Linked DNA regions of Homo sapiens: region 1 is linked to region 2. A link is a loop called in an ENCODE intact Hi-C map of the cell type or tissue named here. Cell type or tissue: mammary epithelial cell. All regions are shown on one strand. Links, peaks and the distances in the headings refer to the core of each region. The heading gives the core; the rest is flanking DNA. Region 1 has its middle 190 kb from the start of ALG10. Region 2 has its middle 190 kb from the start of SYT10.

Evidence for each region. Hi-C counts contacts between places; a loop is a spot of excess contacts. Peaks named below come from ENCODE experiments on the same cell type or tissue, not always from the same donor. Only the 100,000 strongest peaks of a DNase experiment are listed, where the experiment ranks them.
Region 1: a loop joins it to region 2, with 17 times the contacts of the local background. A loop is called at or near these places in 1 of 110 quality-filtered maps.

Annotation. Positions count from the first base shown.
Region 1 is chr12:33,826,258-33,831,654 of GRCh38, reverse strand. No RefSeq gene overlaps it. Among named protein-coding and RNA genes, the nearest start is that of ALG10, 190 kb to the left of the region's middle. In mammary epithelial cell, for the core only: no CTCF peak of the experiment used is centred there; a DNase peak (open chromatin) is centred at 3,134.
Region 2 is chr12:33,626,327-33,631,723 of GRCh38, reverse strand. No RefSeq gene overlaps it. Among named protein-coding and RNA genes, the nearest start is that of SYT10, 190 kb to the right of the region's middle. In mammary epithelial cell, for the core only: a CTCF peak has its summit at 3,440; no DNase peak of the experiment used is centred there; H3K27me3 peaks cover 120 bases.

The sequences.
Region 1 (5,397 bases), core at 85-5,084, 200 kb before region 2:
GCAACCACTTTAGAAAGATCTTTATTCTGTAGTGTTAAGAATGGCTTGTAGAGCTCATGAAGGTTACGGCAGTTGAGGGTAGATTAGATACAGAACAATCAATTAGGAGGCCATCGCTACTGTTTAGGCAATTGATGAAGAATTTCTGACATAAGGCATTAATAGTAAAAGAACTGGAAGGATTCCAGTGAAGACAAATAGATAGCCTACTAAATGATGCCTACCATAGTACAATGAAGATATTGATAACCAAAGTACATATCATTGAAAAACAAAAGCTCAGTTTTCTGTCACCATAGAACACAGAGAGTAGACTCATAAACTCAAAAGAGTAACCATTTCTATGAGTTTCTGTAAGGTGAAGAGAGAAATAATTTGTTTTTTGAATACAGACAGGATCATGTGCAGGCACGGTCTGTGTTTTGGAGGATGAAAATTGTATGTCAGATACAATTCTAGACCTTCATAATCTTTTGAGGGAGTAAGCACATATGAAAAAAACCTCTTATTAAATAATTAACCTGACAAAATTATGTTAAAAAATCACTACAAGAACACGGAGTTTGAGACAATCAATTCTGATGGGTAAGAGATTTGAGAATAGTCAGATATAACTACAAAGAAGTCGGTATTTGTATTGCTACTTACAGGATGACGAGTTCATCAAATATAACTGCAGTCAAGAATGAGGCAGAGGGGGGAAGATGTAGATAGGTGGATGGTGAGAACAGCTTTCCAATATTCCCGTGAATTCCAGAATATGGTTCTGAAGGGATAGCTGCTTCTCTGTCTAATTTATATTCATATATTTATTATATACATATGTGGCCACTGAAAACAGAATTGGACTTGATATTACAGGTAAATAGTTTTATATTAGTGTTATGTAATTTACTCAAAATATTTTAGCTATAAGTGAACTGCTTGATAATGTTTTATGTATGGATATACATTGGAAATAGTCACCTGTGCTTAGATAAATAATATTCCCATCACCCAGAAGGTTTTCTTATTCTCACTTTGCAGTCGATACCACACTCAACCCACCGCAAATATCTATCACCACAAATTATGTCCACCAATTTTTGAACTTCATATTAATTGAATCGACAGGCTTCTTTCAATCAACATATCTGTGTATTCTTTGTTTTGTAATATTCAAAATATTATATACTGTATTACGGGAATATGACTTAATTTATTCTTCTATTGTTGGATATTTATTTTGTAATAATACTGATATAAACATTTTGTAACTAATGCTTATAATTTTATGTTGCCTTGGCATCCATTTTGAATAAAAGTTTCACTTTCTCATACCAGAGACAGAGCTTAGTCACCATTCCAGTTCTAACCACAAACAAATGGGCTCAAGCTGGTGTCCAAAGACCAAGAACTTAGATGCATCTCTCTTGCCTTGCATGTTGGGCTCCCCACTTTCCTGCCATTTAAAGGGACCATTCAGGCATTTGCCTGAGAACTTAAAGTGATCCACACCCTATTCCCTTACGTATACCACTGGTTCGTTCTGTCTCTCTCTCCCTCTGGCTCTCTCTCTTTGCTTGAGTCTTCATTACTGCCTCACAGGCCCCAGGGAGGGAGGACTACCCTCCCAACTTACAGCATCCTCCTTGCTCAGGATCTGTAAGTAAAATCTTTAAACTTGTTTTTATTGGGTTGGTCTATTTAATTTGTGCCTTCCATGTGAAGAATTAGGGGCTTCCCCAGGCCTGGTTTTCTTGAGGATGTGGGGAGAACAGAAGGTCAGTCTCCCAGCTGCAGAGTGATGGTCTGACAGACATAAACTAGGCGTGGGTCAGACAACCAGGCATTAGGCTGTCCGTCAGATAAAGGAAGTATCCTGAGAAAGGCACACTGCAGACACACACATTCAGCCTCACTTGATTTCCCGTTAGGGCAAAGTTACTAGCTGCTCTGGTATTGGAACACCAGTTTACCTGGAGGCTCTCAAAAAACATCTTCTGAATCATTTGCTTTGAAGTACTACAGCATAGACATTGTGATTTTTATATGTATTGTTAATGTTAGGCTAGCTAAACCTTAGGTGTTGCCAATTGCTATAATCAGGGATTCACATTTTAGGGATTGTCACTTGCTCTTCATTCAGAAAAGCCTCATTTCAGAAGAAATACACATATTTCATTATTTTATTAATCATTATTTCTGGTCACATATTTTACAATTCAATTTTAGATACAGTGATTCACTGGTGAAATTAGTGTCTTGCTAATTAACATAATGAATATGGAAGTGAAGTCTCATGGCAAAACCAGCAATAATAAAAATAAGTAGATTAGCTGAAATATTTTAGGCATATTATAATTGTCTAAATGCACCACTGCACCATTAATTGAACAGACCGTATGCATCTAGCAAGTTCTGTAGCTTGCAAACTTGAGAGAACTGTTTTGGCCTTGATTTTTAAACAATCCTTTGTCCATCTATTGGCATGAAGGATTTTGATTGGCCGATGATAATTATATGTCATCTCTAAGGGTATAGACTCCTATATCTAGAATATTACCATACCTGACTCAAGTAAACTGCTCATGCAACATCAGATCAGTACCAAAAAAAATGAGATAAGGAAATGAGAACTTATCCCACTGAAAGGAGAAGTTACATAAACTTTTCTTCCTTCTTCTAAAGAATATTTATTCACTAACTCTCAGTATGTATGGTAAAATTTGGCCTGATATTTGTTTTCATTATAACCTCTTAGTGTGGTTGTGGGAAATTAGCTTATGTCACCGTTATTTAATTATTGATGACAACCCTTTTTTACTGTCTTCATTTGTTTTGTGTTGCCATAACATAATATCTAACACTGGGTAATTTATAAGAAAAGAGGTTTAGTTAACTCACAATTTCAGTGGCTGGAAAGTTCAAGAGCATGGTACAGGCAACTGGTGAGGGCCATGTGCTGCTTCAAGTTGTGGTAGACAAGTAGAAAGGCAAGCAGGCGTGTGCAAAGAGATCAAACATAAGGAGGAACAACACACTCTCATGGTAACTAATCCACTGGAATGAGAACTCCACAAGATGGCATTAATCTATTTGTGAGGGATCTGCTCCAATGACTCAAACCCCTTCCACTAGGCCCCACCTTCCAACATTGCCACATTGGGAGTCAAATTTCAACATGAGTTGTGGTAAATTACATCCAAAACATAGAATTCACCATTGGCTCCTTAGAATCATGCATGACCAATTTGGCTTAGGTATTGAATTGCTGGCAGTACTTCTTCACCCTTCCCTGTATCTAGGCCTTTGCTGTGCAATTTTGCATTTTCATGAATTTTATCTCCTATCATTCGCTTTAGGCTCTTGAAGTGTTTGCTTTAGCTAGTGAGATGGCAGGAGAACTTATGAAAGCAGGAACTTTAATAATGCCTACGCCAAAATAGGACATATGCCCAAGCTAGCACATTGGTTATGAGTAAATGAACAATAGAAAGCAGAGACTTCTTGGTAATTCAATCTGAAGCAAAATTTCTCCAAATGACCAGCAGATCTGTGAGAATAAATGATTATAAATAAATAAGTTTTGTTTTTGTTGCTTTAAGGGGTCAGGATTACTGAGATACAGTGTTGTAGTAAATAAATTCACCCGTTTTGGGTATAGGGTTTTATGCATTTTGAGAAGTATGTACAGTTACATGATCACCATCACAATAAAGATTTAAAACATTTCTATCAACATTCAACATTCCCTTGTGCCCCATTACAGCCAATTGCCTCCCCTCACTCTTAGTCCCTGGCAACTACTGATTGGTTTTCTGTACCTGGTAGTTTTCAATTTTCCAAACAGTCAAAGTAATGGAATCATATAGTATGAAGGTTTTTTTTTAATTTGGCTTCTTTCATTTAGCATAACACATTTGAGATGTATCTATGTCTTTGCGTGTATGTTCTTTTGATCTCTGAGTATGTATTTATATGTTATATGTATTTAACACAGTCGTGGTTTTATTTTTGTCATTGTTGTTGTTGTTCTTATTTTTTACCATTCACCAGCTGATAGACATTGGGGTTGTTTACATTTGGGGGATATTAAGATTAAAGCTACTTAGCAATATTTACATGTGTGTTCTGGTGTGGGCATACCATTTTATTTCTTTTAGGTAAATACTGAGGAGTAGGATTGCTGAGTTGTTTGTCAAGTGTATGTTTGTAAGAAATTGCCAAGCTGTTTTATGGAGTGACTGAACCACATTACATTCTACCAACAATGTATGAGTGTTCAAATTACTCTGTACATTCAGTAGCTCTTGGTAATGTCAAATTTAGGGGGTTGGGGCTGTCCTTGTTTTGGTTTATTTAGTAATTGCTGTAGGTGTAAAGTGGCATCTCATTAGGTTTTTCATTCAGATTTCTCTAAAAAGTAACAATGTAGAGCTTCTTTCATAAATTTATTTGCCATCCATATTTAAAGTTTTTAATCTTCTTTGACGAAGTATTTGTTAAAATCTGTTGCCTATTTCTAATTGATTGTTTCCTTATTATTGAGTTTTGTAAGGTTTTTATATATTCTGAATTCCAGCCTTTTATCAGATATATGTTTTGCAAATATTTCCTCCTAACCTGTGACTTGTCTTTTGATTTTCTCATCAGTATCTTCCAAACAGAAGATGAAAAAAAATTTGATACAATTCAGTTTAATTATTTTCTTTTATGGTCTATAGTTTTGTGTCCCATCTATGAAACATTTTCCTACCCTAAAGTCACAAAAGATATTCTATGATTTCTTCTAGGTGATTTACAAGTATAGATCATACTTTTAGCTCAAAGACCCATTTCAAGTTAATTTTTATATATGATGTGAGGTAAAGTCAAGGTTATTTTTTTTATAAATCACTGAGTTTTGAGGTGGTTTCTTATATATCATTACTGTAACAGTAAGTTTTCAATATCCTATATTTACATATTACTGTGTCCCCGTATTTATCTTTCTCTCCTCGTATCTATAATTTCTATGTAGGCAGGAAAAGGCTCCCTGATGAAAAACTGTAATGATGATAATCGATTAGCACTTATGCCTCAGAATACATAAGTATGTGAGAACCATCAACTAGTCATCCTCTTTAGGCCATCTAGGGAAAATGGATCTGTAGCATGAGAAAAGGTCCATGTTTTATCTCCTTTTTTTCCATTTCAAAAACCTTATCGGTGCAGAGTGGCATGACACATTTAACTGCAGATGATCATAAGGTTCAGTTTGATATGCATGCTAAATGGCACTTAGCAACAGCTCTCTTGTCAGCTATTGTTTCAAAGAGATGGCTTTCTCAAACATCATTTTTTTCCTGTCGCTTAGCAACACTGCTTATTTTGCTAGTGAGGTACCTGTGATGGATATTGACCTGAACAGAAACA
Region 2 (5,397 bases), core at 321-5,320:
AGGGATTTAAATCAATGAGGGCAACAAATATGATCATTCTGGCCAATCTTATTTTGTCTTCAATAACAATTTGTTTGAAGCTGCTTATGTGAACAACCGTTTAAATTTATCACCTAATTTTTCTAGTGAACAACACAAACTTTGGCAATTTCTAAATTAGTCAGTGAAGAACTATATATTGAGTCTGATTCTTCCCTATGTCCTAAAGCGAAAATAAACACCACTATGTCTGAATGAAATGTAAAGCACAATTCAGCCAGCCTCTACTGTGTTTTTCTACATAATATCATATATATGACTATAGAAAGCATCTAGTTTGGTTATAGAACAAACTCTTTCCCAATTAATTCATTGCTTGACTTATAAGAAAAAATGTACACCATTATCGCATATAATCATGAGACATAGCTTTACATACAATTATTAATGAAAGATGCCAAATGGGACAGAGCCATCTATATAATTTAAGCTATATGAAATATTTTATGATAGCCAAACACCATGCGTTAACATAGGTTCTATAACAAAGCCATAGCAACTGATTATAAATTATTTTACATTGGTCACTAAAAGAAAACATTACTCTAATTGATGCGTTTACTAGTATCTTTCAGAAAATTCATTTAGATCTTTGGGAAAAAAAAAAGCTTGCTCAGATGTTTGGAAGTAAACGGAGCACCTGGATGACTACGTCTTCTCTCCTCCAAGTCATGAAGGAGTCAAGCATGGCCATACTGCTTTCCTACTCACTGAACAGCTACACTTTGCTTTGCATAACAGATGTGTCCCCAATAAGCCTTTTGCAAATTTAATTCCATTTTCAAGAAATGTGTGCAATTTCCTATTTAGAAGTTGCCATTACTGAACCATTTTTCAATAAAGTAAATTCCAAAGCCATTTTCTAATCTGTTCATATTGTTGAAGCAAATCTAGATTTTCACAAGCTCCTTTTAGGACAAAAACATATGCACGTTATTACAGCTTTCCCTACTCTTGTGCACCAATGTGAAACATCATGCTATTTCCTGCAAACAGAAATAGTACACACATACATATATACACATATATTACTGGATTTCTTTTTATATTCATATAGGTACATATATATTTCATATACATATATGAATTTACATATGTAATGCATACATTACTGTATTTTTTACATATAATACATGTATACTTTAAAGGTAATATCTTTCTGATAGCACCCTTTGTCAAGATAGGTTCTCAAAATATACATATTGGTTGATGGATATAAGTAAATGACAGACTGGCTTTCTAGTCCCTTAGTTCTTTGGCATAAAGTACTACAGTTCCTTCAATGCCTAAACAGAAGTGAAGGTCCAAGAACAAATATGGGTGCACCAAACAAACTAACATCACTTAAACATTGTTTAACAATAGTTCCACTTGCATGGGTGAATATTTTTTGGCCAAGAAAACGTTTCTACTAGATTTACAAGAAATTTTTATTTTTATTAAGTTGGCTGATTGAACAAGCTGAACACTGCAAAATACAATCAACAAAAAACATTTTTCTATTTCCCACCTCTGCTTTCAAATATGTTTTTTGGAATCTTCATTTTTTGCTTCTAGATATCTCTTGCAGATACTTATCTTTCTGATCATTTTCACATATTAGAACCATTACATTTTCAGGTATTGAAAAGTCAAGTCCAATTTAAATCATAACTTCAATGTCTTTGCGTGCTGAAACATTTTCCACAGCCCCCTTTTCCTAGTTAACTCCTGCTAACCTTCACATCTTGGCTCAATCATTGCTGAGACAGAAGGAATTTCTTGACATATCTGATAATATCACATCAAAAGAAAATTCAGAAACTTATAGGAATATTAATAAAAGTATTTTTACTTGTAGTGCTCACAAGAGTCCAACCTTTGGAAGAACTGGACTTTTACATAAATGATATAGCAAGTATTTACAAAACAAAATTTTGTTTGTCAAATTTTGTGCTCAAATATTACAGTTGTCCCTTGTTAACTGCATTGGTTCCAGGACCCTTGACGTTACCAAAATCTGCCAATACTCAAGTCCCTTATATAAAATGTTGTTTTGGTACATAACCTATGCATATCCTCCTGTATACTTTCCATCATCTCCAGGTTATTATACCTAATACAATGTAAATACCATTTACATCATTGTTATATTGCATTTTTTTTATTTGTATTATTTGTATTGATGTGTTATTAAATTTTATTATTTAATTATTTTTTAAAATATTTTTGATCTATGATTGATTGAATCTCTGGATGCAGATCCCTCAAATATGAAGGGTTGGCTGTATATGCCAAATACTTTTTAATATGAAAAGATTCCTGTCCTCAGAGAGACTCATCTTCAAAACTTTCTTCCAAACTTTATCATACACCCAAATACTACTTGATTTCTCCACTCAGGTGTCACTTAGAGACTTCAAATTAATCTGTCCAAGACTAAACCTATGAGCTTTATTCAGTCTTTTATCTTGGTAATCAGCATCACCACCTGTCAAATTGTACAAGATAAAAATCTAGTTATCCCACCATATTTCTCTCTGTTCTCCCCCAACACCAAATTCAATCGTTCACCAAAAGTTATCATTTCCAAATCAGTCTTTACATCTATCCGATCTGGCCATTTTACCCATCCTTGGTATAGCTACTTCGAGGTGACCGTCGTCTCTCTCCTAGTTCACGGCAATGGCCTCCCAACAGGCCTCCTTCACTCTAATCTGGAGTGCTCCCCAAACAAACCATTCCCAGTCCTTTCCTTAGAACCATTTTTCTAAGGTGCAAATGTCATCATGCCATTCCTACATACAAGTCTTCTACTTTCTTCATAGCCTCATTTATGACAGCTTCCCACCTTACAGTTTATACTTCAATCATACTTACCTACTAGTACATCCACAAAACTCCATGCTTGGTCTCACTGCCCAGCGTTTAGACAAGTAACACGGCTGCCTGATATGTCCTATCACCTCACTTTTCCAGTGGCCAGCTTTCTCCTACACATTCCTCAAAATTCAGTTTAGGTTAAATAGTATTCCATTGGGTATATTACACCACATTTTCTTTTACCATTCGTTGATGAACACACGGTGGCTTTAGTTAATAACTGTATTGTGTTCTTGAAAATTGCTAGGAGAGCAGATTTAAATATTCTCACCACAAAGATGAAAAGTATGTGAGGTAATGCATATATTAGTTAGCTTGATCTAGCCATTCCACAATGTATACATATTTCAGAACAACTTCTAACACATAATAAACATATACAATTTTATTTGTCAATTCAATACATAAAATATTTTTTAAAACCACTCAACCTTGGCATGACTTTTGTCAGGAAACCTTACCTGACTCTCAGCACAGTGCTCCTTCTGTTTGCCTCTACAGTCTGGATTTATGTCTACCATAGCACTCCCCCTACTGCCTGTTCTTCATAGCTTCTTCCCTCACTACTTTGTGAGTTAAATGAGCACAGGGGTTTTGCTTTATTTTTCTCTTTATCTCCAGTGCTTGGCACAGCGGCACATTTAGTAACCAAATGGATAAATAAAAGGTTCACAGTATAATTAGGGTGAAAGCTGGATTAAAAAAAAGAATGACATATTTTACTTAAGAAGACATATAGGAGGTAACACCACGTAGTGATTAAGAGCATGGACTCTAGGACCAGACTGCTCATGCCAGGGGCACCACTAAAAATTCAAGCCAGTGACAGTTTATCTGTAGCTTAGCTCCCTTGTGAAATGAGGCTAACAATATTGTCTCCCTGCAGGGTTGTTAGCATTAAAGAAGGTAAAGCATGCAAAATTCTAAGCAATTAAAACAATTAAAAGTGTCAAAAAAAAAAAAGCATGGTTTATATGCTTAAGAGAAGAAAAAGTTTGGGAGCATGAGTAATAAAGGAACTAGATTAAAAAGTGCTAGTAAGTAAAGACGTGGTGAATGAAGAGATTTTTGAACAAACTATTTGCGTATTTTGAATCAGAGTAGAATCTTACCAAGTGGAGAATGTAGCAATCCCAAGCAATTGTGTCTAATTTGTAAAGTATTCCTTTGTTTTTAAGAATGATTGAGTTGGTTAATATTTTTAAGTGACATATTTTTCATCAGTACAAATGTATTTCTTTGTTTGAAACAGTTTTATAAAATTGTATTATTTTTCTGCTTTCACTCTATTTAATTTTAGAGCATGCACACCACTTCCTAAATAACACATAATGCAAGGCAGTTTGCATTTTAGTTTAGAATTCTATGAAGACCAAGAATAATGGTTTAAGTTTTTAATTATTTTCTCCACGAACTGCATAGAAATGAAATTAAGTGAAGAGTGCAAGGAAGTTACATTAAGTGAAATTGTAGAGGGGTGACATTAAGTGATGGCTTAAGATACACCACAAAGAGTTGCCTAGAATTACACCTGATAACAATCGTTCTCTCCTTTAGTTTCTCTTTCCCCATGCAAGTCATGTTAGTAAAAACCAATGTAAGCAAGCAAACTCTTGCTTATCAATCCAATCCAAATTTTTATTTCTCTTCTTTTTTTAAAGACAGAGTAGGTCGGGCGCTGTGGCTCACACCTGTAATCCCAGCACTTTGGGAGGCCGAGGGGGGCAGATCACCTGAGATTGGGAGTTCGAGACCAACCTGACCAACACAGAGAAACCCTGTCTCTACTAAAAGTACAACAAAATTAGCTAGGCGTGGTGGCACATGCCTGTAATCCCAGCTACTCGGGAGGCTGAGGCAGGAAAATCCCTTGAACCCAGGAGACCGAGGTTGCGGTGAGCGGAGATCGCACCATTGCACTCTAGCCTGGGTAACAAGAGCAAAACTCTGTCTCAAAACAAACAACAGCAACAGCAACAACAAAAAACCCAGGGTCTCACTCTGTCACCCAGGCTGGAGTGCAGTAGTGCAATCATGGCTCACTTCAACCTCAACCTCACAGACTCAAAAGATCCTCCCACCTCAGCCTCCCAAGTAGCTGGGACTATAGGCCACCACACTTGGCTAATCTTTTGAGTTTTTCATAGAGAGGGGGTCTCACTATGGTGCTCAGGCTGGTCTCAAACTCCTGGGCTCAAGTGATTCTCCCACCTTGGCCTTCCAAAGTGCTGGGATTACAGGTATAAGCCATCATACCTGGCCAATCCAATTTTTTTCCTTGACTTTTTATTTATTTAATTTTAACTTTTCATTTTAAATTCATGGTATATGTGATGGTTTGTTGTATAGGTAAACTCATGTCATGGGGTTTGTTGTACAGATTATTTCCTCACCCAGGTATTAAGCCTAGTACTCAATAGTGATTTTTTTTATTTATTTTTTATTTTTTTATTATACTTTAAGTTCTAGGGTACATGTGCACAATGTGCAGGTGAT